2 separate regions of the Homo sapiens genome follow, and region 2 is linked to region 1. A link is a contact called in ENCODE Hi-C or POLR2A ChIA-PET data. All regions are on one chromosome and are shown on one strand. Each heading gives the region's core, a stretch centred on a gene start or an enhancer-like site at or near the end of the contact. The rest is flanking DNA. Distances are from core to core; before and after follow the strand shown.

Region 1 (3,593 bases), core at 738-3,237:
GACGCACACCAAGGTCTGGTTAAGGGGACCTCAAGTTTGGAAGAATTCTCCTAGGCATTTGTTCGGTGAGGCATTAAAGGAATTGCTACACAAAGGACATTTTTAAACTAATTTTCTCAATGAAATCAAGTCAGGTTTTTCATTTCCTTTCCCCCTCTGTTTGCTTTTTTTTTTTTCTACATTCCTTTCATTCTGTGCATTTATTTATAGTTACAAAGGCTTAGCCTTTGGAATTACCAAACTGACCTCTTAATTCATTAGTGTTGCCAGGAAGGGGGCTGAATTGTGAGGTCTCCTGGGGCTCTATGATCCAATGCTACTGCAACTGCTTTCGTGATTACCCGGCACAGGATTTGCACTTTCCATATGTGGATTTTCTGTCCCTAGGAGGAATCCAACCTTTCTCAGATGTTAGTATACCATTCTCAGTAACTAACGGGAGGGTCCAAGACAGAGACTTTGAGAAGAGCTATGAAGCCGAGAAGGGCAGATTCTTCCATTTAGAAAAGGAAGAATCCATTTAATACATCTCCAAGTCTGGGTCCTGGCAGGATAGGATCAAAAGCCCAAAGACTGGCGTTATGTTAGTTCTCTAATTAATCTGCTTACATAAAAACAAGGAAACAAACTCGAATTGCCCCACCCCACACTTTGATGGTGTTTGATCCACACTGTTTTGAGTCTCAGATCCTGGCGGCATGAGTTTCTGGAGATGCTTTTGACACTTTCATGCCTCATAATTTTGAAAGCCATGTATGCTGAAATTTTAAAGAGGAGGGTCTGTGTTTGGATAGCAGAGAGAGATAGGGAGGTCTGAGAACCAGCATGATGACAGTCAGCAAGTTGGATGAGAGGCCCTTGGGACTCTTTCTGATGTTTCTGCATCTGTGTTCCCTGAGCTGGTACCCATAGCAGAGCAAGGGTCCTATACTCAGATGCTCACGGACCGAGCAAGCAGGGTGTAGGGAAGAAACAAGCCAGGCTTTGGTGCCGGGGAGACAGAACTCCTTCTACCGAAAGAGGGAAGACATTGCGCCCTGTGTTGCCAGATCTTTCACGTTTTCAGAAGCCAGAAATTTGGAATTTTATGTGAAACCTGGTTTTCAAAATTGACTTAAATTTTAAAAACAGTGTCTTGGCCAAACTAAACGCGTCTTTGGCCTCCGGGCTGCCAGTCTTTGCCTTCATCTGTGTATTTTTGCCCTCCTTCCTCTTGGAAATCTTCTGAAGGCAGGGCCCCCAGGCTCTGCACCAACTCCCTCCCTCGGCGAGAACTGAGCTGTCCATTTCCACAGATGCCCTGCACGCCCATACCTCTGTGCCTTCATCCATGCCATGTCCTTGTCTGAGATGCTCTTCTTTCTTTCCTCATATTCAAACTTTAATTGATTTTCAAGGCCCGGCTGAATGCCTTTCCCCCACCAAGCCCTTCCCAAACAGATAATATGTCTCTATCCTTGGAACTCCCTGAGCCAGTGATCCACACATCTCTGACAGCACTTATCACTTGTGGTTTGACGGTCTTGATGCATCTCATCTCTTCTTCCAGCATTTTAAAGTCAGAGATCATTCCCTCTTCATTTAAATATAAACCACAGGGCCTAGTACAGTGCCTAGCAGAGTAGGTCTTGCATAATCTATTGAGTGATACATTAATCAACTAAAGGAAAACTGAAGGCTATTAAGCAAGATGGCGTGAGGTCTGCCACTACAGAATAAGCTTGGTTTCCAGGTAAGCCAGCTCTGGGTTAAGTAGAACCCATGGGATATGGGGCAGAACAGTGCCCTATCAGCCATGCATGGTAGTGTTGGGCAAGAGAGGGATCCAAGAAGGCAAGGGAATGTTAGGTGAAGTTGAGAAATCAGAAACTGTAGAAGAATGCACCCCAAGTTGGGTGAAGCCACTATTGGCAGGCAAGGAGGGCTGCTGGATGGTTTCCTTTTCCCCAGTTGAGCTCGTATGTGACATGAACACCTGGGTTCTTCTTAACCACAAGCCAGAAACATGTGGGGGAGTGTTTTGGAAAAGGGAAACCAAAACAAACCCTGCTTTTTACCTCAACATCAGAAGGAACATACGATTGCTTTAGTTCTGGGGATGTGTGATAGGCTCGTTTATGAGAAGCTGTGTGCCAGAGGCCATGGCCCCACTGGGTCTTTTTCTGTTGCTTATTGGAAGAATTAGGTCTGAAGAGGGAAGTAATTGACAAACAGAAGCTGGACTCAGGCAGAGCTGGATCTAAATCCCGGTTCTACCACTCACAAGCTATGAGAACAAAGGTTCCATTCTAAGCCTGTTTTCTCATAGGTAAAATGGAAATTATACTTCCCTCATAGGCTATATGAGTATTAAATGAGATCAAGTGCATAAAGTACCTGGCATAAAGCCATAATAAGCCTTAGCTATTGTTATTGTTATTGTAATTGTCACCTAGGCTATATAGATTTTACCTTTTGACTTTGACTTCCAGAAATCATGGACTAGGTAATTGAGATTAACCATCTTGCTGAAGACAACTTAAAAAAATGAAGAAAAGCTAGGAAAGATCTTTTTTTTTTTTTTTTTTTTTTTTTTTTTTTTTTTTTTTTTGAGACAGAGTCTTACTCTGTCGCCCAGGCTGGAGTGCAGTGGTGAGATCTCGGCTCACCGCAAGCTCCGCCTCCTGAGTTCACGCCATTCTCCTGCCTCAGCCTTCCGAGTAGCTGGGACTACAGGCACCCGCCCACTGCGCCCGCCACCGTGCCCAGCTAATTTTTTGTATTTTTAGTAGAGACGGGGTTTTACCGTGTTAGCCAGGACGATCTCGATCTCCTGACCTCGTGATCCGCCCGCCTCGGCCTCCGAAAGTGCTGGGATTACAGGCGTGAGCCACTGCGCCCAGCCGAAAAGATCTTCTTAATAGTGTCAAGAGTTCAAGGATAATAAAGAATTACTAGGTCAAACTTTGGGAGAAGAGTTAATAGAGGTGAGATTGCTTTTCAAGCCTGGGGGCATTTGCTATTTTTTGCTGATCTGAAACTGGTGCCTGGGAGGCTGTGCTGGGTTTTCTACAGCTTCTTTGGGTAAGGGGGAACATTGGACTATAGGGCTCACCAAGGCAGGGACCCCAAACCACCCCCGACTTTGGGTTGGAACCCTAAGGACTGTATCCAAAATAAGGATTAACTGGAAGTAAACCCACCCTTGCACAGGCTGAAGACATCAGGGTTGCCAGAACAGCTCAAAGCATGGAATCAGATGTATGCTTGCCTATGAGGCTGGCAGAAGGAAACAAAATTCTCTCTGGAGGCAGAGAACATCTTTATAGGCTTCACATTATTTCTACAAATGTACTGAAAATACAATGTCCCACATACAATCAAAGATAAACAGGAATTCAGGGGACAAGACAACAGGAACAAGACAAGCAACAGTCAATTCTTGCTTTCTAATGTGATAAGAATGTTATGTATGTCTTAGTAATCACAGATCTCAAGGCTGTTTCCTTTCAAAATGTTTTAGGATCAAATCATGGGAGAAATGAAGATTTAATCATTCCTAAATTTAAGTCAGATAGAAAGAAATCAATCTTTAGGAATGTATAGTGCTCAAA
Region 2 (3,593 bases), core at 666-3,165, 55 kb before region 1:
CTCCAGCCTGGCGACAGAGCGAGACTCCGTCTCAAAAAAAAAAAAAAACAAGAAAGAAAGAAATTACCCAGTCTCAGGCATTCCTTTATAGCAATACAAAACAGACTGAGACTCAGGCCTCTAAAGAACATTGGTATTTCTCAAAGAGGTTGGTAAAAATTTCTTAAAGAGACTGGTGAAAGAAGTTCATTAAGGACTCTGAGAAGGACTGGTAAGAGAACTGGAATATACATGAAGGATAGTAAGGTGCTAGAAGCAAAATAAAGAAAAAACTTGAAGAGCAAGTGTTCAACTGACATATATTGTAGAGTGATGTTGCTTGGATCCGACTTTCGAAGAAATTGTGCCAACAGGAGGCTATTGCAGTAGTTTATGCAAAAGATGACATGAGTCTGCAAGGCTGGTGGTAGTGGGGACAAATTGAAGAGATACTGATGGGAGTCAATTTGACAGGTTTTGATAATTGGTTAGATACAGGAAGTGAAAGACAAGGATTAGTCAATGGTGAATCACTGCTGGACACTGGGGTGGAATGTATTTGAGGGGACAGTTTGGGCATAATCCCAGGTGCGCGTAAGACCAGTGGAAATGGCCAATCCAGATCTTAGGATCTCAGTCAGAAGAACTGAGATCCCATCCAAATGCTATAACTTGACAGTTGGAAATTTATTTAACCTCCCTGTTTCCTGGTCTGCTAAATGGGAATGATAATATCTATCTCATAGGATTAATTTTTAAAATACCCATCAAGCATATTAATATATAGTAAGAAATCAGTAACTTCACTGTCCCCCTCCCTTCTCCTTATTCATCTTTTTAAGTGTAGAAACCTTCTTCTTCTTCTTCTTCCTCTTCCTCTTCCTCCTCCTCCTCCTCTTCTTCTTCTTCATCTTCTCCCTCTCCTTCTTTCTTCTTCTTCTTCTTCTTTTTTTTTTTTTTTTGAGACAGTCTCGCTCTTTTGTTCAGGCTGGAGTACGGTGGCATAATCTCAGCTGACTGCAACCTCCGCCTCCCGGGTTCAAGCAATTCTCCTGCCTCAGCCTCCCAAATAGCTGGGACTACAGGCTGCACCACCACGCCCAGCTAATATTTGTATTTTTAGTAGAGATGGGGTTTTACCATGTTGGCCAGGCTGGTCTTGAAATCCTGACCTCAGGTGATCCACCCACCTTGGCCTCCCGAAGTGCCGGGATTACAGGCAGGAGCCACTGTGCCTGGCTCCATATTTCTATCTCTTGAGCCAACTGCCTTCTCAGTCAGTTAAACACTGGTTAAACTCAGCATCTGCAAGGTCAAGCTTATGACTTTCTCCAAACCTGGTGTTCCTCCAGTGTCCCTATCCAGTGGCTTAAGTCGTCAGCCTGGGTATCATTCTTGATACTCTCTGATGTCCTATATCCAGCACATCATCAGGTCTTGTTGATTTTTCTTCTGAAGTAGCTCTTGAAACCATATACTTTCTTCCATTTTCTTATTACTGTCTGTAGGCCAGGTAATGTAGTGGTCATAAAATTAGACATAAATTGTGGTCTGTGAAATTAGACTTCTGTATGCCTCTTTTTTCATCTGTAAAATGGGTATTAATAGTAGTACCTATCTCATAGGGCTTTTGTAAGGCTTAAATGAGTCAATACACAAAGCATCTAGAAGTGTGCCCAGCATATATCGGTTATTCCCTACCATGATAATGCTCACTTGGGCCACTGCAGTAGTGGCTGTTTCAAATCACTACAGCCCATCTTTAGTATTTTCTCTTATCGTTACCGAGAATGAGCTTTTCACAACTCAAATTTGTCTTCTTGCTTAGAACATGTGAATAGGTTCCCATTGCTCCTAGAAAAAAGGTAGAAAAGCTTCGACATGCCGGTGACATGCTGCACGGCTTCATTTGCTGCCTCGTCATCCTCTTACTCTACATGCTCATGGCCACATGAGTCATCGTTCAGTTGCGCAAACATGCTGTCCTCACTCAGACATCCCCACCCTACTCACTGGATCCTTCCACTGGCCGTGCCCCTCACTCACAAACTTGCCTTCTCTCTCCTTATCTTCCAGTCCTTCTTTCAATTTCAGCACACAAATCACTTTCTCAGGGAAGTGTTCTTTGAACACAGCCCCCTTTCCAGACAAAGAGTTTGTCTGGAAAGACAAACTGTCACAGAGAAGTCTTCCTTTCCCTCAGTGGCCTGATCCCAGACAAGAATTGAACATTTGTTGGTGGATTTTTTTAAATTAAGTGCCACCATTCCCACTATGTTGAATTAATTAAACAATATTTCAATATAAAGTAGAACTTATATCAAAATAACATTTTAGCCTGCAATCTTTTTATTGGAATCTGAGAGTGTAAAATATAAAAGATGCCTTATTCCTGCCTAATGAGAATCTCCTGAAAGTGGCGATTTTCTTTAATCAGCAAACACAAAAGTGTATGTTAATGAGATACATATTTTTCAAGCCCCCTAATTCTGCATCTTCTGTGTCCATTTCACTCCTTCATCTCTTCTGCAAAGGTCAAAGGATCCTGTCCAGTGCTGCTGGAACAGCAGCTTGTGACCACGAGGTGGCGACAGTTTTCAAGAGTTGGCAGGTGAGGACGCCTTCTATTCCGGTCTGGTCAGGGGTGTGCTCCTTTAGAAGGGTGTCACTGGATGGAAATTTGTTTGGTAATTATGTGGCACCCTGTTTTGTGTCATAGGCATTTTACCTAGCCTTCTTTACCTAAAGCGGCTGGGGCGAGCATAGAAGCTGTTGATCAAACTGGAGCACTTGAGAGTGAATGGGAGGAGAGTGGACTATACATCATTGGGCCAGGACAACAGATACAAACCAGGATTGTTCTGGCCACACAGGGGCATCTTTTTTCTCCCTCTAAAGCCAAGTCAGGGGACAATATTTACAGTCTCTCTGACACCTACTGATGAAGGCTTGAAGTTGGAGAGAAAAGGAGCGCTCCCAAATAGCATTTGAATTTTATCTCCCTGTGTAGAACTCCAGAAAGCAAATCATTTCAGAAAATGAGTGAGGAGAGGATGATTGATTCAAAGGCTCACATATTTATTTGTTGGAGTCAGAGAAACCCTACCTTTGGTGAGATGTTTTGAAAATAATAAAGTTTATTTTTTTTTTTTAATTTTGTTTTGAGACGGAGTCTTGTTCTGTGCCCAGGCTGGAGTACAGTGGTGTGATCCTGGCTCACTGCAACCTCCACCTCCCAGGTTCAAGTGATTCTCCTGCCCCAGCCTCCAGAGTAGCTGGGACTATAGGCATGAGCCACCACTCCTGGCTAATTTTTGTATTTTTAGTAGAGATGAGGTTTCACCATATTGGCCAGGCTGGTCTCGAACTCCTGACCTCAGGTGATCTGCCTGCCTCGGCCTTGCAAAGTGCTGGGATTACAGGCGTGAGCCACTGTGCCCGGCCTAAAATAGTAAAGCTTTGTGTTGAAGTACCTCTCATTTGCAAACTCCTTTCGCGTATACTGCCTTCATTGAACTTCACAGCTCTGTGAGGGGTAAGGAAGGAAGGAAAAGTCTTATCCTTACTTCACGGGTAAAGAAATTGAAGTGCAATTTCTTGGCCATGGATGTGAT

Evidence for each region. A loop is a pair of places that touch in the nucleus more often than their neighbours do. ChIA-PET counts read pairs that join two places held with the same protein, here RNA polymerase II (POLR2A). Pooled maps may share reads with other maps.
Region 2: a pooled map shows a loop between it and region 1 (2.7-fold over the local background). The contact joins two enhancer-like sites. A Hi-C loop is called at or near these places in 4 of 168 maps with a recorded cell type or tissue (CD14-positive monocyte, PC-3, mammary epithelial cell and 1 more) and 5 of 50 pooled maps. POLR2A ChIA-PET finds 5 or more read pairs at or near these places in 1 of 52 experiments (activated T-cell).

What each region holds. Positions count from the first base shown.
Region 1 is chr6:11,197,089-11,200,681 of GRCh38, forward strand. All of the region lies in intron 2 of NEDD9 (neural precursor cell expressed, developmentally down-regulated 9), which reads right to left. Among named protein-coding and RNA genes, the nearest start is that of NEDD9, 34 kb to the right of the region's middle. RefSeq lists an enhancer at 2,142-2,191. Within about 2 kb of position 1,988, at least 4 of the 41 ENCODE cell types and tissues checked have a DNase peak (open chromatin) inside an H3K27ac peak, as active enhancers do.
Region 2 is chr6:11,141,981-11,145,573 of GRCh38, forward strand. No RefSeq gene overlaps it. Among named protein-coding and RNA genes, the nearest start is that of ERVFRD-1, 32 kb to the left of the region's middle. RefSeq lists an enhancer at 2,445-2,494. Within about 2 kb of position 1,916, at least 4 of the 41 ENCODE cell types and tissues checked have a DNase peak (open chromatin) inside an H3K27ac peak, as active enhancers do.